Linked DNA regions of Mus musculus: regions 1 and 2 are each linked to region 3. A link is a loop called in an ENCODE intact Hi-C map of the cell type or tissue named here. Cell type or tissue: heart. All regions are shown on one strand. Each heading gives the region's core, and the rest is flanking DNA. Links, peaks and the distances in the headings are about the cores only.

Evidence for each region. A loop is a pair of places that touch in the nucleus more often than their neighbours do. Peaks named below come from ENCODE experiments on the same cell type or tissue, not always from the same donor. Only the 100,000 strongest peaks of a DNase experiment are listed, where the experiment ranks them.
Region 1: a loop joins it to region 3, with 4 times the contacts of the local background. A loop is called at or near these places in 5 of 42 quality-filtered maps.
Region 2: a loop joins it to region 3, with 4 times the contacts of the local background. A loop is called at or near these places in 4 of 42 quality-filtered maps.

Annotation. Positions count from the first base shown.
Region 1 is chr1:181,230,644-181,237,190 of GRCm38, reverse strand. Gm38664 reads right to left here. Exons shown (of 6, transcript XM_011238899.2): 3 at 4,909-5,035; 4 at 4,630-4,781; 5 at 3,876-3,971; 6 at 822-3,229. The coding sequence ends at 3,069. Among named protein-coding and RNA genes, the nearest start is that of Wdr26, 22 kb to the right of the region's middle. In heart, for the core only: a CTCF peak has its summit at 4,282; DNase peaks (open chromatin) are centred at 2,710, 4,390, 4,730, 6,250 and 1 weaker place; H3K4me3 peaks cover 836 bases; H3K27ac peaks cover 3,077 bases.
Region 2 is chr1:181,209,478-181,216,024 of GRCm38, reverse strand. Wdr26 (WD repeat domain 26) reads left to right here and starts at 4,047. Exons shown (of 14, transcript NM_145514.5): 1 at 4,047-4,949. The coding sequence starts at 4,588. Gm38664 reads right to left here and starts at 4,589. Exons shown (of 6, transcript XM_011238899.2): 1 at 4,526-4,589; 2 at 3,979-4,215. The coding sequence starts at 4,589. In heart, for the core only: a CTCF peak has its summit at 3,676; DNase peaks (open chromatin) are centred at 3,604, 4,004, 4,864 and 5,194; H3K4me3 peaks cover 3,758 bases; H3K27ac peaks cover 3,211 bases.
Region 3 is chr1:181,141,058-181,149,317 of GRCm38, reverse strand. Nvl (nuclear VCP-like) reads left to right here and starts at 5,114. Exons shown (of 23, transcript NM_026171.2): 1 at 5,114-5,267; 2 at 6,919-6,992. The coding sequence starts at 5,211. In heart, for the core only: a CTCF peak has its summit at 5,041; a DNase peak (open chromatin) is centred at 5,007; H3K4me3 peaks cover 3,103 bases; H3K27ac peaks cover 2,162 bases.

The DNA of each region.
Region 1 (6,547 bases), core at 1,548-6,547, 88 kb before region 3:
ATGATAATGCAAAGAATTTACAGAACAGCCACAAGAGCCTTGAAGAACACCACGACCTGACTTCTAGATTTATTTAAAAGCTAAAGGAATCAAATAGCGCTTGGTGGTGGTGAACATCAATTAACAGAATAGAATAGAGAAATGGGGTTGGGGTGTGACAGTCTCAGCGGACAGGGCTTGCATGGTGTGAGTGAGGTCCTGGATTCAATCCCTCACCACCGTCCAGAAAGGCTGAAGGAAGGGCAATGGGCCGGTGCAGCTGGAACAGGAGCCCTGACCTGACCCAGCTTGTTTTCCCAAGAAATCACATGGTGAAAATTAAAAAAAAAAAAAAAGTCATCTCTCAGAAGTTGTCAACTGACCTCCATGTATGCATCGTGACACATGCATGCCCCATCTCCAAAAATAAAATAAAATAATTAAAAGAATAAAGAAAACTATCAAAATGTTTTTAATGATTTATTTTATTTATATGAGTACACTGTCTTTGTCTTCAGACACCCCAGAAGAGAGCATCAGATCCCATTACAGATGGTTGTGAGCCACCATGTGGTTGCTGGGAATTGAACTCAGGACCTCTGGAAGAGCAGTCAGTGCTCTTAACTGCTGAGCCATCTCTCCAGCCCCGAACCATCAGAATTTAAAACTACCATGCATGGTAGTACATTCCACATGGGGGAGGCTGAGGCAGAAGTTCTAGTTTAAGGCCAGCCTGGGCTACACAGCAAGAATCCATCTCAAAAACAATAAACAACAGAGGGTTAAATAAATAAAAGATACTGCTGAGAGAATGGAGATGACAGATGAACCAGGAGACAATCTTCATGCAGGAAATACCTGAGGAAGGGCTTGTATTTGAAAACAAATGGACCACAGATTTTCAAAAAAATCCCTTTTACCATCTACTTCTAACACTTCAATTCAGGTGGCAAATAAGCAAAAATTAAACTGCATCACATGACTAACACTCAAAAGTCTTGTTGCCCCAAATGTTGTTAAACACAGAGGAGGCTGCCAGTGTTGCTCAGTGGCAGTGAGCTCTCAGTAAGTTCACACTTCACTTGCCGAAGGCCTGCTGCTGACCCCTAGGACCTCAGAAAGCCAGCCAGCAAGTGAGAAGGACTTAGGAGGAGCCATGCCCTCGCACGGTTGGCCACTTTACAGTTAAGAAGTGTCTTTATAAATTAAGCACAGGTCTGGTATGTTGGTACACCCTTTAATCCCAGCACTCGGGAAACTGAAAAGGACAGATTTCTGTGAGTTCGAGGCCAGCTGGGACTACGCAGCTAGGCTCAGGCCAGAGGGATGGCATAGTGAAACCCTGTCTCAAAAACAGACAGACAAATGTGCTAAGCACGGGCACAATGAAAAGGGTGGATAAAGATTCAGAGCTGGGAGACAGGCTGCTCTGACTGCCTTTGTGAAATGCACATTTGGAGTCTGCAAAGCCCTGGCGAGGAGCTCAGAGAAGCAGGGTGGGACCACACTCTTGGTTCAGTTTCCTAGCACAGCCTGGACGGCAAGAGGTGAAGGTAGAATCACGTGGTCTCGATCCTGGAGCCACCCTTTAAACAGGGCAGCAGACTACTCTGTATGATGCTATAATGACCCAGAGAACATAATAAACATAAAGTAATATTAGACTGAGCAGGCTCACACTTGGTATGTAACTACGATTATAGAAAAGGAGTCCGTGAATTTGAAAGACTCTCAAGGTCAGGGAATATGAGGTTTGGAGGGAAGAAAGGAAAGGGGGAAATGATGTAATTATAATCTCAAAAAATTAAAAAAGAACATGCATGTTAATTCATAGTCACAGAGGGCAGCCAGTCCATTAGTTGCCAAGGGAAGGGTGATGGACTACAAGTGACTTAATGGTTATGAACACTTCATTGGTTGTAGCGATACTTCCCCATATACATAAGGAAAAATGTCAGATTATATATTTTAAGCATTTATAGTTTCCTGCCTGTCAGTTATACCCCAATAAAGCTAATTTTAAAGGGTGGCTCCAGGATCGAGACCACGTGATTCTACCTTCACCTCTTGCCGTCCAGGCTGTGCTAGGAAACTGAACCAAGAGTGTGGTCCCACCCTGCTTCTCTGAGCTCCTCGCCAGGGCTTTGCAGACTCCAAATGTGCATTTCACAAAGGCAGTCAGAGCAGCCTGTCTCCCAGCTATGAACCCTTAGCTACCCTCTTCATCCTGTCCCCATGGTTAAACAGTCACTGAAAGTCCAGCTTCACCCCACTCCCCTCCTAAAAAAAGACTTCAAAGTCAGTAACTGTAAGAAAGCTAGCACACACAGATTTTACAGTGCGTGGCTGAGCTCCACCAGAGGGAGGCTCCAGCAGATACTTCAGTCATAAGTCATTATTTCTGCTCCTTTGCAAGTGTAGAGGAGAACAGAGAAACACTCGGCTACCGCATTGTCTGCTGTAATCAGGTTCAACTGCATGCAATAGGGAGAAAATCTAGTTGTTTATTTGCAAGGATTTACTCTCTTCACTTTTACCAGGATCAGGAGTAAACAGGCATTATTTGGCTGGCTCTTTGAAGTTATCAGGGTCTCTGTCTTCTGTCTTCTCTGGCATGTGACTTCCATCTTCAAGGTCACATGATAGCTGCGGAAGTTCTGTTCCGAGTGGCAGTAGGAAGCTGGGAGGGGGCTGGCTAAGGGAGGTGCCTGATCTCCCAGGGAGACCCAGGGAGGCTGCAAGTAAGGAGGGAGCAGAGACCTAGCCACCAGGCTTGCTGATTGCAGGCTCAGACGCAGGCAGGATCTGAAACAGCACAGTTCCGGGATGAGGACCTCGTCTTTGGATGCTTTTCTAAGGTTTTTCCTTCCCTGAAGAGCTAGCTGCTGCAGAGTCAGCATCTCTGCCTTGCTGTGGCCCAGCCTTCAGGATGGCGGTGAGAACTGGCGCTGGGAGCCTGCACTGATCCTCGGCCTCACATGCCTCACCCTCTCTGAACATGTGCAGCAAGTAGGCTGTGAGCACACAAAGCCACACTGTTTCCAGGCTATGGGCAGGAAAAGAAAGAAGACTTACCTATGACCATGTTCTTAAAATGTGTTAATGCATCCACACTCCCATAGGTGGGGTATCGTAGAGGGGCGGGTGGGCGTTGGTGGGAGGGTCAACAGTGAGGAGCTTCTTGTTGGCTTTCTGACCCCAGCACTCCCCAGAGCTGCTTTGTCCTGTTCAGCTCTGCAGTCCTCTGCTGCTGTTAGTGATTGAGACCAGAGTGGATTCAGCCGTACTTTGTTCCCTTAAACACTCCAGAGGCGTCTGAACACCAAACTTGGAGCCCTGGAAGGAACAATCCTAGACTTTGGGCTCGCCCAGAGTCAGCTCTTAACTGTAATTACTTGCCTTTGTTTAATATAGATGTTAGCTGGGTGTGGTGGTGCATACTTTTAATCCCAGCACCTGAGAGGCAGAGGCAGACAGATCTCTGAATTTGAGCCCAGGACTATATAGTGGGTTCCGGACACCCAGAGTTATGGAGAGAGACTTTGTGCCAAAAAAAAACAAACCCTAAAAAGCGGGGTCTGGAATGATGGCTCAGCGGTTAAGAGCACTGGCTGCTCTTACAGAGGACCCTGGGAGGATCCCCAGCGCCTACATATTTGCTCACAACCACGTGTACTTCCAGTTCTGTGGAATCTGACGCTCTCTTCTGACTTCATAGGTACCAGGCATGCACATGATACACATGTCCACATGCAGACAAAACACTCACAAACATGAAATAACAAACCTAAAAGAAAAGAATATATACATACATGCATACACACCACACACACACATACACACACATATAAATTGGTTTTTTGAGACAGGGCTTCTCTGTGTAGCCCTGGACTCACTTTGTAGACCAGGGTGGACTTGAACTTGTAGAAAGCCACCTGCCTCCACAGTGCTGGGATTAAAGGGCTGTGCCACCGTGCCAAGCACTAAGAAAACTGAAAAATAAGTTAAAATATATTTCAGAGAGAAGCACATATATAAAGCAAAATAAATCTTTCTCCATCCCACAGTAGTGCCCCTTGGAGATCATCAAAGAGTCTCTGGTTTATCTTTCCAGAATCTTCTACAAACATATATTTTGTCGATTGCATTTGCAAGAATTTTACTTATAAATAATTCACTTAGTAACAGTAATGACTGCTAATGTATAAGGTCCATCTTATTTATATTTATTGGAAGAAGAAAGCTAAAGCATCTAAAAATAATAAAAATGGACAAGTCTTCCAGAGTGCAGTTCTTGAAATGACCACCAGGCGTCAGAGCTGCCAGTCGGAATCCCGGAGCACTGGAAAGTTACAAGAGGGGCAGTGTCCATAGACCGCATGGGTGACTCCTCCCAGGCAGCTGCTTTGGCCCTTTGGCCCAGTGTCTCACTCGCTGGCTTAGAGGTGGTCTAGGAAAGGGATTCTCAGGAAAAACACCGGGGTGAACACCTAGCTGGCCTCCCTTGGGTCTCTAGAGAAGCTGTCTAACACTGTCAAACCTCTGTGAGAAATACAAATGTGGTCAGCCTTCCTGTCACTGCAAGGCTGCTTTTTTAAGTCAAGACCTTTCCTGTCCAAAGCTGGGGAACAGGAGGGGACTCCGCCATACCATCCTGTTTCAGGAGGAACATCCAGTTCTGGGTAGACAGAGCTCTGTGTAAGCAGGACACCAGCTCTTGCCACTTCCTAGTTGACTCAGCACACACTTCCTGTCCAGGCCCAGGCTGCCATCTCCAGATGCTGAGAAAGAAGTGCCAACCCCTGCAGGGAGCACAGGGGCACCCCGTTCACAACTCTCAGGCTGCTGTTCAAGGGAGTTAGTTACACTGCTGCTCTTCCTTGCTCCTCCTGACTGGCCATGGGTACCCCAGCTCTATGGAGCTGACACCTTGTGGGATATGGATCCTGGGAGCAAGCTTCCTCCTGCACCTTCCTAGATTGCCAGCATCCAGAGGGGGACAGGACAAAGAGAGGGTCCAGCATGAGAGACTCATCCTGGGAGGACACAGCGATCCCTGGAGGGGAACAACAGAAATGTCTCGAAGAGGCCGGCAAATCATTCCGCAGTGTCCCAGGGAGCATTTGTCTAGGGTTCCTTGGACCACATCCCACTTCTGGACCTGGGATGATGGAAAGATTCACACAGAGCTCAGACCCACTACACACTGCGGCAGGACTTTCTTCTCCAGATGCCTGTGGAAGGGGCAGGGGCTGGTGGGATGGGAAGGAGGATGTAAGAAGAGTCCTGCCCTTCTCGGGCAATGATACTTGAGACGTGACTTCCGTGCTTCCTGACAGGCAAGTTAAAGTGGTCTTTTTATGGGAACTGAGAGTCCGTATCTACTCAACTGGCATATCCTATAGAGGGCCGCATGAAGCAACCATAATTATTTTAGTCACTACACATTTTAAAAGCTATATACATAATTTAAAATGACACATCTGTGATGCCATACACATAGTAAAAATGCTGGTTATTATTAAAACATAGGTTCTATTCACAGTCAAATAAGATTACACCGGATGTTTGATGTCCCATACATAATGTATGAGCCAATGCTTCGTGTAATAATACAAAGGGGACACTTGCTTTGGGATGGACTTTAACTTACCATGCAGGATAGAAGCTGTGGCTTTGATGTGGCTTACAGAGGAATGGCAACAAGGTGCCCTCCCCTTTTGTGCTATCACATGGGACGTATGACGAGTGAGAGGAAGAACCTCCTATAGTGTGCCCCCCACTCCAGCCCTGACAGCGGGAGCTGAGAATGTGCTTCAGGCTGAGCCACTCCAGCTGCCCCCCAGCCCCCTGGAAAGCCGCACTTCAGTCACAAGCGCCACTTCACAGAACCATTCAAATGACAAGGGTTCCCCAGGCCAAGAGAGACTTCACAGGCCCCCCTGCACCTGAAACCTCCAGGCTACCAGATCCTGTGGAAAGGGAGCGATGGGTGCTGAGGAGAGAGGGAGGGTTCAGCCCCACCCTACTGAATCAAATACCTGCTTGCCCACCCTCTAAGTTACTCATGCTTCAGGCCTGTGAATCATCCAAGAGGTGGGCGGTCATGTTGAGTTTGTCACGTGTGGTATCCTAATGACAACAGTCCCATCCTCTGCTAATCCTTCCTTAAACGACTCCACCTCCAAGCCCCATGGTCAGCCAGGCAAAGGCCAGCTTTGCAACCTCCAAAGTTTCCTCTGCAGGGCCATGGGGTGTGTCCCTTCTAGAGAGTGAGTCAGGAAATTGCTGAGGTGAACATACAAAAACAGCACTTCCTGCATCAGACGCCAGCCTGGCACACAAGAAGGTCAGGCTAAACGCTCAGGTCACGAGCAACCCTCCCACACGGGCAGGTGGCCTTCTTCACCTACACCCAAACAGCTTCCGAGGTGGTGACAAATCGCTGTGCCTATTGCCCTGCAAACAATAGCGAGGGAGAAGGATGCTTTCCTCAGCAGGCAGGTCTCCTCGCTCAAGCTTTCCTGACCCGCCAGGAGAAAAGCAAACTGACTACAGCGATGGGGAT
Region 2 (6,547 bases), core at 1,548-6,547, 67 kb before region 3:
ACAACCTCAAACAAAGAAAAGGTAGGAAGAGTTGTGTGTGTGGGTGCATGCTTGGTATCTCTGCACTCCAAAAGGTAAGGCAAGAGAGTCGGTCCCAGGCCAGCCTGGGCTCTGTATGTTAAACTGCTCTACTCCCAAATCCTAAATTTAAATATTGACAGAAACATAACTTTTACCAGTTTAACCAACACCTGTGAAAATTTACTTTTGTGAGTATAAACATCTTTATATTTAAAACATCTCAACTTTTGAAAGTTGATCTTTTTAGTTTTAAGGATGAGAAACGTTGCCTTGGAATATAATAGTCGCCTGTCATTTCGATTTCTTGAGCCGCCTTTTAGCCAATCAGGATTGAGGTAGATGACTGAGGGTCCCCCCCCCCCCTTTCCTTTTGAAACTGGGTCTTTATATGTAGTCTTGGCTGTCCTGGAACTCACTCTACAGACAAGGCTGATCTCTCCCTCCCAAAGGCTGGGATTAAAGGTGTGTGTCACCACTTGCTCCATCACTGTGTTTGGTTTTGGTTTCAGTTTTCCAAGACAAGGGTTTCTCTGTGTAGCCCTGGTTGACCTCAAACTCAGAGATCTGCCTGCCTCTGCCTCCCGAGTGCTGGGATTATAGGCCTGCACCACCACCACCCAGCTGTTTTGTAAAGTCTAAGACAGTTGGTTTTTTTTAGATTTACTTATTTTTCCTTTATCTGTATAAATGTTTCGTCTGCCTGTATGTGCATCCCATGCATGCCTCCTGGGTCCCTTGGATCTAGGGTTACAGATGGTTCAGGTGCTGGGAATCAGATGGCTTTTCTGCAAGAGCAGGGAGTGCTCTTGTCTCTTCAGCACTCAAATCCTTTTGAGAAGAGAAGAAATGCATTTACTTTATAAAGCCCAGACAAGTATCTGTCACTGAAACAAAAGGTTTACAAAATAACCATGCCACCCTCAAGTGGCTTACCCCACTGTTCATGCTTGTATCATTTTCTGCTTTACTTTAAAACCATCTATTATGGCTAAGTACATGGATTTCACAAGTGGGTTATGACCCATAGTTTGAAAAACACAGCCTTAAGATGAACACACAGGGATTCTGCCCTCCAGACGTCCGTACCCTCGCTGTCAGCCTCAAATATACACAGTCCCAAGAGAACCTGAAGCCTGGCAAAGGCCTTGGTGCCAATTACTTCAACAACCTACTGAGCAGCAGACTTTGCAGCATCCCTGACAAGGTGGCACAACCAAAACGTCTGCTTCTCAGTGACACCATCAGCTGTGCACACAGAAAATCCCTGCTTCCCCATCACTGTAGAACCAGACACAGCAGTTCCTCCATTTTGCACCTACCACAGGGCTTTCATATAGAGCCCCATATAGTAGAACAGAAGTTAATTAAGCACCTAAATACACATGCAACTTTTCCCTAAGAGGCAACTTGACTTAGTCCTAGCCCCAGCTTGGTCTTTTGTAGGAGGACAGAAGAGATAAAGCCAGGAGACAGAGATCTAGAAGGTTCCCCTTAAGTGACCTCAGGAGAGCCAGCGGATGAGCTCATCCGCAATCTCCGGTCCTGGGGAGTCCTTAACAAGTCATAGTCCTACCAAAGGCTGGAAGCTGGGAGACACTCCCCTAAGGAGGTTCACTGGAGCTGAGTCTTTTTTTTTTTTGTTTGTTTTTGTTTTTCGAGACAGGGTTTCTCTGTGTAGCCCTGGCTGTCCTGGAACTCACTCTGTAGACCAGGCTGGCCTCGAACTCAGAAATTCGCCTGCCTCTGTCTCCCGAGTGCTGGGATTAAAGGCGCGTGCCATCACGCCTGGCAGGAGCTGAGTCTTGACAGAGAAACTCCACATAATCGGGCTGTGGAGAAGACAGGAGGTCTTCAGAAGAAACAAGCCTAGCAATTCGGCAACAGTGACAAAGGGTTCACAGAGATGGCAAGAGATTAAAACCTTTCCAGAAAGGTACACCGTACAATCTGAAACACATAATTTATGAGCTAACTAAAAATAAAATAAAAACAAAAGGCTTTTTAAAAGAGAGCTAGCCAAAAAGAAAGACTGAGATAAGACCAGATCCACTAGGGAATGCAAGACAACTATACATTTTTTTTTTAACATGTGGGTAACATGAGGTTACTAAAGCCTTCTGAATGTGAAGAACAGTATTCCAAAATTATTGCAAGTGGAGCCGAAACCTGTCTCTAAAGGCTCTAGAGTCAGACAATAAGCTCCCAATGTTTTACTATAGATAAAAGGGGCACATGCATATGGATTTCATAAATTCAAGAACTTCTAAGAGGCATCTAGGCTACTCTGAGGTGAAAAGCTGAGATGTGCGCACTGAGCCTGGATGGTGATGAAGTCCTAGTCATTGCTCCTCTCCTCTCCCCCTTTGTTAAGGAGTGGAAACCTGGCCTATAGTTAAATGGTCCTTTTCTTTATAAAAGCTACAGACTTTACTCAAACTAAGCTCCTGACTTGATCCACCTGAAGGTTGCTAGGAACCAGTAGATTACGATAAACCATTTTTCAGAAAGTAAATTTTGCCTAAACACTAACAACCTTCATGATAATGAGATTTCTAAAGTTGCTGTACAGGGCTCTATGAGGGCATTGACTATCTAGTAATTCTGGCTCTGCTGGATATACTGTCTGTGCCCTATGAACCTCAGCTAAAATGAAGGTCTGTCTCAGGTGAATACAAACACCGTATGTGAGTCACTTTGCAATTACAGCTGACACCTGAAAGCATATTTAAAGCATGACAGCCACAATGCTAGATCTCTGTAAGACTGCCCTGGTCTCTGTCTCTCTTCCCAGTCTCAAGATGAAGAGAGCTCAGGATTCTTGACAAATCATAGGCTAATTTTTATTACACTTCTAAATTTAAAAAAGGCTGTCCCCAAAGACCTAAAAATTACTGAGCTGTGAGTGTTGTAAATTTCAGAGACATAAGATGTATTGCTTAAGGCTGTTGGGTCTGTTTGTTTGGTCTTTTTGTTGTTGTTTTCCTCCCAAATGGAAGTCACGTCAGGAAAAATATCTGTCCACACCAGGTCTACATGCTACGACCCAAGTCCATGAAACTGACTAGGGCCCCATGGACCATTTGCCACAGAGTAACATAGTTACTCAGTTCTCTGCTGCTGTGTTTCTCCACTCAAGAAAGCCGTTTAAAGCGCTGGGACAGTGAAACTCCGGCCACTTGAAAATTTCAAACCAGAATCTGAAACGGTGCCCCAATCCCACCCCTCGGTCAGAGGTACAGGAACCAGGAACAAGACATCTGAGCGAGCACTTAAAAGAAAGACAAAACAAACCTAGTAAAACTCCAAAGCAAAGCGCCTCTACACACCCTCAGCCTTTGAAACGTCTTGCCCCCACGAGTTGTTGTTTTTCCTCCCAGAGGGAAGGCAGTTTACGGCCGACTTCGCCTTCCCAGGGTGGAGCACACTCAGCTCTGCTGTCATCTCCCTTGTCCTGGACTGACACGGATACAACTGTGTGTGGTGCTTGGCTGTGCAAGTTCAAGTGTTTCCACCCTAAACCGAGGCAGTGGTTAAATCCTGAGTGCAGAGCAAGAAGCCGGTGGCCAGGGGCCTAGCACACCCTTGTGCTCGAAGTCACAAGCTGCAAAACCAGGCCGCCGGCGGCCCCACCCTGGCCCGTGCCAGTGCGTCTGCGGCCCCCTCCACGCCGGCCGCTCGCTCCTTTCTGGGTCACTCAGGGTGCAGGGCGAGGACGTGATCTCCGCCTCCCACCCTGCAGGGCCCCGGAGCGAGGCTGCGAACTTACTGCAGGCCGAGCTCGCACGCCTGACCCGGGGAGCCAGGGCGGCCTCGCACAGGCGGGCCAGGTCGTGCTGAGTCGCGCCTCCCCGCCGGGGCCGGACCCCCACCCCCGGCCGCCCTCGCCTTCACCCCACGGCCTCACCCCGGCCGCCGGACACACACGTGCCGGGTGACAGCCCCCTATAGGTTCCATACCTGCTGCCGGAAGTGAGCGAGGAGGGCAGTATAGGCATTTCCTGTGACGCCAGCGCCCGGACTCCATTAGACAGCAGCTGGGGGAAGAATCAACACACCAGGGAGCGGAGCGGCGCGGACCCAGCACCGAGGCGGCCGCTGCCTCCGCCGCCGCCTCCGCCGCCGCCGTCCGGGCTCCCAGCTTCGGGCCCGCGCCCCCCCCAGTGCCCGCGAGCCCCCGGGCCGCGCCGCGAGCGCCTCCGGAGGGGGGGGGAAGGGCCCGGTCCTCCTTCTCCCCCTCCTCCCGCCCCGCCGACCCCCGCCGCGCCCCGCCGGCCTCCCACCACGGCCTCTCTCGGCGAGGAAACTCTGGCCTCCGCTTCCTCCTCCTCCGACTCGGACGCCGGCGGAGCCTCCCCGCCCCCGCGAAAGAAGCCCCGAGCCTCGGCGGCGGAGGGAGCAGGAGAGCCCGGGGCCTCGGCGGGCCGAGCAGGCCTCCCCCCCCCGCCCTCGCCCTCGCCGGCCGCCTCCTCCTCCTCCTCCTCCGTGGTGGTGGTGGTGGGACTGCCTCCGGCCGCCCCCGCCGCCCCGCAGCGGAGCAGCGGCCACAGCCTGGTCAGCGGCGGCACCATGCAGGCCAACGGGGCGGGAGGAGGCGGCGGCGGGGGCGGCGGGGGCCAGGGCCAGACCCCGGAGCTCGCCTGCCTGTCGGCGCAGAACGGGGAGTCGTCCCCTTCGGCGACGTCCGCGGGGGACCTGGCCCACGCCAACGGGCTCCTGCCTGCCGCCCCCTCCGCCGCTGGCAACAATAGCAACAGCCTGAGTGTCAATAACGGGGTTCCCGGCGGGGCCGCCGCGGCCTCCGCCACCGCCGCCGCCGCCCAGGCCACCCCCGAGCTGGGCAGCAGCCTCAAGAAGAAGAAGCGGCTCTCGCAGTCCGATGAGGATGTCATTAGGCTCATAGGACAGCACCTCAATGGCCTAGGGCTCAAGTAAGTGTCCGTCCTACAACTGGTGAGGGCCAGGCCGGGGCCGAGCGGCCGGGTGGGTTGCGGGGACCCCGGGGCCCAGTGCGCAGGAGGCCGGGGACAGACAGCCCTGGGGGGGGGGGCGGTGGAGGGGAGGTCTAGGAAAGGGAATCGGCCCGATGTCTTAAGGCCAGCCGAGCCGCCTGGGCTGGGGAGGGGTAGTGGAAACCCAGGGCGACCCCTCCCCGCGCACCTCCAGAGCAGGATTGTCTGTCCGGGAAGGCGGACACCGAGGTTGTTTATGCTGGGGGAGGGGTGGATCAGAGCGGTGGAAATAATGAACCTTGGAGGATTTGTTTTTCAAGTGTGTCTCAGAGGCATCTTTGTGGGACACCTCCCCACCCCCACCCCTGACCGACAGCAGCCCAGGCAAACTACCAATCAGGAAGGACAGTCGCCTACAAGTGTTTATGGGAACTAAGGGGCTGGCATAATTTGGAAAGAGGCTGTCGAGTAAATCTGATGGGAATAATGAAGTCAGATACCCAGTGGAAGTCATGCAGACAGAGGCCGTGTGTGTGTGTGTGTGTGTGTGTGTGTGTGTGTGTGTGTGTACACACTAGAGGCCTAGCACTAGTAAAATCCCACTTCAAAACCCAGAAGGTTTTCTTTTGAAAATGTGATGTCAGGTCTGGTGAATCATTGGTTTTCAAATACAGTTTGGGTGGTCATTAATGTAGGGTGAAGGTAGACAGCGGGTCCAACCAAAACGCATCTGTTTTGAACACACAGGAAAGAAAAGCTGAGGGAGTTGAGGTAGGGTTGGTGGGAGTGTCCTGGAGCTGAGTGAAGGTGGCAGAGCCAGGAGCTGACAGTAAACAAGCAACAGTTTCTTAGAGTCAAGGCGAATTTGAAGGCAACCAGACCAGGGATTTTGGTTTTGTTTGGTTTTGCTTTGTGTGTGTGTGTGTGTGTGTGTGTGTGTGTGTGTGGAGAGAGAGAGAGAGAGAGAGAGAGAGAGAGCGCACCCGTGCATTGGTTGGGAAAGGGGCAGATCTGCATTTTCTCAGTGACAGAAGTATTTCCACTCCCAAGCTGATAATTGCACTGTTGAGCTGAAAAATGGGGAGCGCTAAAGAAACACCGAACCAAACCATGAACAGCTCCCAGAGAAAAATCCAGAAAGGTTTCACTTTAGTCCCCAAGGAAAAGGAAAAGTGTGAAAATAAATTTTGTGAATGCTAACAGAATATATTACTGAGGGAAGCAGTAAGCTGACAGCAGCAGGCGGAAATAACTCGTGACTGTTTGGAGCCTACAGCATAGTAAATTGGCTATTTTTAGTATGGAGAGAAAGGAAAGGGTTTGGGGTGCTGGACTTGTTTTAATTGTAAAGATTGACCTAGCAGGCTTTCCATACCAGCAGAATATCTGGAAGGAAAGCTATACCTAATACAGGCCATCTGTCACCTTGTATTTTATCTTTCAAAGTGCTGTGCCATAGATAATGTGTAGACCCTAGTTTTTATTTAACCAATGTTAGAGCACATTTTTAGAAATTGTATACTCTTTTAAACTTCTGAAACATTAAATGGCAAAAGTAGGAAGAACTTGCTTAATTC
Region 3 (8,260 bases), core at 2,032-7,031:
CAGGCTTTTCCACCTGCACACAAGCTCCCCAAGATAATGACTTAATGCTTCGGGTTATTCTCTAGCTCATAACTTAATTACCCAGCTTTTTTATTCTAAGTCCCGCTACATAATTGGTTACCTATCTTCAGTGTTATGCAACTATCTCCTTCAGCATTTGGGTATATCTCCCTTGTCTAACTATTTCCCAGAATTCCATTTCCCTTTGCCGGATGTCCCATCTTCTAATCCTGCCTCAGTTCATTGGCCATAGGCTTTTTTACTGACAGGTGATGTTTCTGGACAGTACGAAAAGATTTCCTCTACAGGGAATCAAAATTTATGAGAAGGAAATGATCAGCATAAAAAGTTAGCAGGCCAAGTATTGTTACAGACATTTGATTATTGTACTTAGAAAATCTAATTGTTAGCAAAATATAAAAGTCTAGATATTGGCCTGTCACATGCAGTTAGGTGTGTCTTAAGGAGGTGCGGCTTGGGTGTGCCTCTAAAAGCTCCACAGATAAAGAGTGCTCAAGAAGGGAAAGTTCCTGCCCATTCTAAGGCAAGTCGCTTGGAGAGAGGTCTTGTGGTCTTTGCACTATGACCTGAGACGAAGTCAGCTGGTAGCCTTGCTTTGCAGGATACTTCATCACCACGTGGTGAACCCCGAGAGACTGTGAACTGTTTCTAATTGTGGTCTGGCTCTGCCTTTGATCACTGAGATTTCTGTTTGCTATAAGCAAGTACCTGTGGTGTGGCCCTGCCCTAGCACACACCTTTAATCCAAGAGCTAAATGAAGTTAAGTCTAGGTCAAGAGGCAGAGCAAGCAAGCAGCTGAAGAGGAGTGAACTCTAAGTAAACAGAAAGGAAGGGCTTTGAGTTGAAGGGTATTTAAGACAGCATGGAGAAGGAGAAAGTGTTCTTCCTTCTGGGACATCGGTGGAGTAGGAAGGTCAGCTAGGTGCTTTTTCTGCCTCTGAGATAGCAGGCTTCCAGCACAGCATCTGCCTCCTGAATCTTATTTGGTAAATTGGCTGCTGAGATTTTTGCTACTGTTTGCTTTTAAAGAGACTTTTTTAAAAACAACACCCGACTGACTTGTCTTGGGGCCCCCCACCCCCAGCCCCCACAACAGTGACACATGGGACAGCCTGCCAAGGGCATAAAGGAGGAGCTAGAGACTTCTTTTATAAGCCATTGGACCTTTGATAGAGCTCTCTTTTAGCTTGAAAGAGCCTTTATGGAAGGAGCTCTGGAGAGAGGAATTTTCTCTCTGCGCTTTCATGAACAACAGAGAAGCAGCTGGTAGGACACAGGAAAAACAGGATTCTAGCAACGAGAGCTAAGGAGCCCAAGAGAAATGCAGACTGGCTCTTTAGAATGACACAGATAGAAATTAGTAGTTTAGTTGTAGGATCAGGTTTGTAAACAGATTCTTGAAAATAGTAAAGAAAATAGAGCTACCTCTCTGAGCCAGCAGGTTTTTACCTCAGTTTTTGAATCCCATGTCTAGACTCATTAGTATAAATACTAGATTTGAAAGGTTACAAGATATGATGGCACATGCCTGTAATCCTGGCACTCAGGAGGAATAGGCAGGTGGTTCTCTAAATTCAAAACCATCCTGGCACGCTGGTCTATAGAGTGGATTCTAGGCCAGGCAGGACTACATAGCTAGACACTGTCTCAAAGGAGTTTACTCATACCCAAAAAAATTAGGAAACCTACATTTTTAAAAGAAGAAAAACAGCTGAGGCCTGGTGTGGTGACAAAGGCCTTAATCCCAACACTCAGAGTTAGAGGTAGGTGAATCTCTGTGAGTTCTGACCCTGTCTCTCTCTCTCTCTCTCTCTCTCTCTCTCTCTCTCACACACACACACACACACACACACACACACACACACACACACACACACAAAAGAGAGACAAGAAAAAGCAGATAGGGCTTAACTGAGTCAGACATGAAACAGATGGAAGAAGTTGCTATATGATATCAAAATGTCCATTTTTCTACAACCACAAAGGAAACAAAGAAATGGAGGGAAGAAATGGACAGTAATCATCTCTCAGTAATCTCAACTATGAATTTAAATGAAAATGTAATTATATATATATATATATATATATATATATACATATATATTCTATCTAAACATATATCTTTATATATAACATAAATGTTTTTATATAATATAAAAATACAGGCAACAGGGCCAAGTAGCAAGATGTCTCAAAACAATAACAGAAAAAAAAAAAAAGAATGAGAAGGAAAAGAAAAGAGAGAGGGCCTGGGCATCACCTCGAATGCCTTTAATCACAGCTCAAGTCAGAGGTTCGTGGGTCTCAGTGAGTTTGAGGACAGCCTGATCTACAGAGGAGTTCCAGGACAGCCAGAGCTACATAATAGAGAGAACCTGTCTCAAAAACCAACAAGAAAATCACTTCAAGAAAGTAAAAGGAGTCTCTAGAATTAGAGAAAATATTCATGATTTGACTATCTCATCAGAGATTAATACTGCAAATATACAAGAGTTCCTAAAATGCAACACAGCAATTATATCTACCAACTGAATTAAGAACTGTCAATGGAAGCCAGACATGGTGGGGCACTAATTTAAGCCCAACACTTGGGGGCCAGAGGCAGGGAGAGAGGCAGAGAGGCAGAGGCAGGCAGATCTCTGTGTGTTCGAGATCAGCTGGGTCTACAATGCAAGTCCCAGGGCAGCCAGGGCTGTTATACAGAGAAAAGGAGGGGGAGGAGGGGGAGGGAGAGGGAAAAGGAGAAGGAAAATTAAGAAAGAAAGAAAGAAAAAGAAAGAAAGAAAGAAAGAGAAAGAGAAGAAGAGAGAAAGAAAGAGAGGAAGAGAGAAAGAAAGAAGAAAATGGAAGAACTCAAGGGACATTTTCCTAAGATTATACAAATGGCCAACAAGCACATGCAAAGACTTTCAGTATTACTAATTACTAGGGAAATGTAAATCAAGTTTACAGTGAAGTGATGCGTTTATTAGAATGGACACTATCAAAAGAGCAGGAAATCTGCGTTTATAAAGATATGAAATACTTGTTATTCATGGTTGTTGCTGTTGTTCAGGCAGGGTCTCACACAGTAATCAGGAATGGCCTGGAACTCATCAAGTGGCACAGGCTAGCCTCAAACTTGCAGCAATCCTGTTGCCCCAGCCTCCTGAATGCTAGAATTACAAAATGAGCCAAGGTGTTCATATCAGGGGCAATGAAAAATTATATACCTGCCACTGAGAGCGGCGTGACCCACACCAATGCAAATACCTCTGCTGAGATTCCATCTCACTCCAGTCAGAAAGGCAATCATTAAAGATAAATAACAAGATAACAACAAATGCTGGCAAGGATTTGGAAAGAAAGAACCCTTATATACTATTTGTGGGACTATAAACAGATACTATGGAAGACAGAAGATTCCTAAAACTAGAGCTACCGTCTGATCTAGTTGACATACATACATACATATATATATGTATGCACACACACACACACATATATACAAATGAATGATTGTCAGTACACAAGAGATACCTACAATATGCATATTTTATCACAACACTACTCCCACAACGGACAAGTTACAGAACCAAACCAGACACCCACCAAGATATGAATTGTTTAAAATATATACACATACAATGGAATATTAGAATCAAAGTCAAAGCTAGGAATATAGCTCACTAGATATAGCCCAGTTGGAGTGATTGCCTATCATATATGAGGTTTTTGGGTTTGATATCCAGAACTGAAAACTAAGAACTGCCAGGAATGGTTACTGTGGTTGTTTGACTAGATGCCCCTCACAGTCCTGGGCACTTGAACACTTGTTTCCAGTTGATGGCTATTTGCGGAGGAGCAAGTGTGGCCTTGCTGGAGAAATTATGTCACTGAGGACAGGCTTTGAGGTTTCAAAAGACTCCTATCAGCTTAAGTTAGCTCAAGACTTTCTGTTTGTGCTTAGAGAAATATGCTCCCAGCTGCTGCCCTAGCTGCTCGCTACCTCCGAACCGCCATAACGATGGCTATCCCTCTGGAACCGTGAGCGCCAAATAATCTTTTATAGTTGCCTTGGCCATGTGTTTTATCACCGAATAGTAACTGACAGCCCTTTCTGTATCCTCAGCACTTCTCCCAAATAAATCTCCTAGAACTCTGTAGACGATATGCTGGCCTTGAACTCAGAGATCCATCTGCCTCTGCCTTCTGTGCGCTGGGACTTAAGGTGTGCGCTACTGCACCCCCACAAATCAAACTTCCTGAACAACCACTTAAACCTTGTAAATTACTCTGAATAATTTTCCTTAAAAACAAACACCAATAACAACGGAGAGGCGCCTACACATAACAGTTGCAAAATACTCCTATGCAAAATTCTCCCTTGAAAAGGCCAAGAAACCCATACTCACCCTTGGGCTTTATCTTGTTTTGTTTTGTTTTGTTTTTTCCCCCTGAGCACCTATTAGCCACTGTGCTCAAGAGTGCTAAAATTATCTTTTAATAAATCCCAATTCTGCTTCATATTGGTTTGTCATGAAGTTGTTTTCTACAAAACCATGAATCTTGCTTTTTCCTGAAAAGACGTTTTTAAGGGGAAAACGTCTTAGGCTGCAGACTGAGTTCCACACTATCCTTGGGTACAGCGTGCGACACAGAACAAACAGAAACCGCGAACACGCTGCGGTCCTGGTTCCCAGACTGGAACGTGACAAACCCAAACTTTTTTTGTTTTGAGACAGCATCTTACTACTTGGCTGTGCTGCCTTTGAACTCTTCAGCAATCTTCCTTGCCTTCGCTTCTCGAATATTTTTAAGGTTTTTTTCCCCTGCTATGCCAGGCTTGGCATCAAGTTTACTACTTGCTTGTGAGAGTCTGCGCAGCCGCGAAGAATGGAGTCCGTGTCTGTTTGCTCAGTTGGGAACCAATAAAGTTGAACGCCTTCAAAGGGGGCCTAGCCTCTTAGGCAGGGCTGGGTAATCTTGACAAGGAACCAGACTGGAAACTCGCGCGCTTCCAGGTCCTCCCGACCTCCGTGAGCAGCGTAGTCCTCCCTACAGGCGGAGCTTTCGTGCTGAGGAAAAGTTGCGGGGGGGACTTCCGGTGCTAGGGACCACGCGTGGGCGGGGTTTCCGGTACGGCGGCGAGCGCGGCTGTGGCAGTCTTTCCCGGTAACAAGAGGCGCCCGTGCGGGGCAGCAGCATCATGAAGCCTAGACCCGGGGTTTTCGTAGACAGGAAACTGAAGCAGCGGGTCATTCAGGTGCGTGTGTGTCTGCGGACACTGCATCTCCATTTGCGCGCGGCTGCCTGGCTTGGCGCCTCTGGCCGCCGCCGCCGGGTTCCAGCATGGTCTGGATGTTCCCTTGCGGCTGCCGTAGAGAAACAGGCCTGGGAGCCTGGAGGCTTTGACATTATTTTTCTTATTTTCGTATCTTGGAAGCACTGTGTGGTGGACGCCTTCAGTGGCGTAGTCAGAGATACGAATTAAAGGGAGGGAGAGGTTTGGATTTTGTTTGGCGGTCGTACTGTGTAGCCCTGCCTACCCTAGACCTCGTTTGTGGACCAGGCTAGCTTTGAACTAGAGCCCCATCTTCCTCTGCTCCAAGGCTGGGTTAAAGGCTGCACCAACCACGCCCCGCAAGGCATTTTTGTATTTGTTTCCCATTTTTCACTGGTGGAATTTCGGGGTTTTTAAAAATTGGAGTTTCAAGAACTTAGATTGTTTTTCCTTGATCTGCCGTCCTTGCTTATTTTGGGGTTCGAAAGTTCTCTTAAGTTTTCAATTCTCTGGGCTTCTTGTATCCCTTCTTTCTTCATACTCCTTTCTTTCAAAAGATTTATTTATTTATTAGATGTAAGTACACTGTAGCTGTCTTCGGTTGTGAGCCACCATGTGGTTGCTGGGATTTGAACTCAGGACCTTGAAAGAGCAGTCACTGCTCTTAACGGCTAAGCCATCTATCTCTCCAGCTCCTTCTTACTCCTTTCTCACCTCCATACTTTTTACTAGATCTCATTCAGCCTAACACCTTTAAGTATGAGCTACCCTGTGACCCAAATTTGTATGTTTTACTGTTGGTTTCATTTTGTTTTTCTTTTCCGAGTCAGGGTTTCTCTGTGTAGCCCAGGCTGTTCTGGGACTCCTTCTGTAGACCAGGCTGGCCTCTTCCTTCCTCTCTGCCTTCCTAGTTCTGGGATTAAAGGTGTGGGCCACCTTAAAGTCAACAGGCCTTAGAGTTAAGTTATTCTTTACCTAAAAAATGTACTCACCTACTTTTTGTTACTGTTTTGAGACAGAGTCTCTTGAATTTTTCTATAGCCAGTTTCCTAGCTACCTCTGCTCAGTGCCCCAGGTTTTGCCTTTAAAAGAAAAATAGAGTATTTTTATTTTACTAGCATTTTATTTTATATGCTTTGATGTTGTGTCTGCACATACGTCTGTGTGAGGGTGTAGATCCCCTGGAACTGGAGTTATGGACAGTTGTGAGCTGCCATGTGGGCGCTGGAATTGACACCACCTTTCATCCAGTTGTTAAAGCGTAAACGCTCGATTGTGTTGGGGTCCAGGAGTCACCCTACAAACTATACAAACACCGATCTCAGACAGAGATGGTTTATTGAAGGTATAGCCTGCGTGGCTCTGACAGCCCTGAAACTCTTTGTAGACCAAACTTGCCTCAAACTCAGAGAGATCCGACTGCCTCTGCCTCCTGAGTGCTTGGATGTAAGGGGTGCGCTACCCAAGCCTGGCTGATGTGGTACTTAAAAAAAAATTATGTTCATGATATGCTTTTTTATTTTGTGGTACACTTTATTGCTTAAGAATTTATATTGAATTATGTGTTGGAATAACTCAACCTCTTATTTATTAGTTAAAATGTCTAAGTTAATTGTCATATTTTCTCTTTCAGTACCTCAGTAGTAACAGATGTGGCAAATATGTGGACACTGGAATCTTAGCATCCGACTTGCAAAGACTGTACAGGTAAAGAGGTGTGCTGCTAAATCCTTGATCCCCCCCCCCCCCCACACACACCTAGTTTTAAATAGTCCGACTTCCTTAATTTTTCAATTGATTTCAGTGGTTGCTAGCATCATCTTACCAATTCATAAACCTGGACCTTAAGTCAGTCATAAAAACATCTATAGTCTATATATACAGTGACTATATATACAGTGTTAATTCCTTTTACCAGAGGAAATGGTTTCTTTTCATCCATTAATAACTCTTCAATTGGCCAGGAGATAGAGCTGTTGTTGTTGTACTTCCTTTTCTGTTTCATCAGAATATTAAAGCAATCAAGCATTTCTTCCTCAACTTTCAGGCTCTATCAAGGAATGTGAGTCAGGCCTGGTAGCCATATGTAATCCCATCACCTAGAAAACTGAGGAATGAAGGTTTCAGGCTGAATAAAGAACAACAGTGAAATCTCTCAATTTGTAAAATAATTGTATTCTTTAAAAGTTCAGTTCTTTTAAAACTATTCAAAATGGGGGATTAGAGAGATGGCTCAGCAGTTAACACGTACTGCTCTTCTAGACATCTTGAGTTCAATTCCCAGCATCCACATGGTGATTCACAACTGTCTGTAATAGAGTCTGATATCCTCTTCTGGTATGTCTGAAGACAGCTACAGTGTACTCATATACAAAAAAAAAAACGTCTTTTTTAAAAAAAAAGAAACCTATTTAAAATGGGTTTACATAAATGGCAGATAGGTTCCAGCTTAGGTAGCTAAACTTGGGTTTTTCACTATCATGAATGAATGGTTTAATAATTGAAAGTCTTGAAGGAGCTGTACTACAGAGCAATAGTGATTAAAAACTGCATCGTATTGATACAGTGACAGGCAGTAGATCAGTGGAATAGAATTGAAGACCCAGAAATGAACCCACACACCTATGGTCACTTGATCTTTGACAAAGGAGCTAAAACCATCCAGTGGAAAAAAGACAACATTTTCAACAAATGGTGCTGGTTCAACTGGCAGTCAACATGTAGAAGAATGCAAATTGATCCATTTCTTATCTCCCTGTACAAAGCTCAAGTCCAAGTGGATCAAGGACCTCCACACAAAACCAGATACACTGAATCTTACAGAAGAGAAAGTGGGGGAAAATGCTCAAACACATGGGCACAGGGAAAAGTTCCTGAACAGAACACCAATGGCTTATGCGCTAAAATCAAGAATCAACAAATGCAACCTCATAAAACTGCAAAGCTTCTATAAGGCAAAGGACACTGTCAGTAGG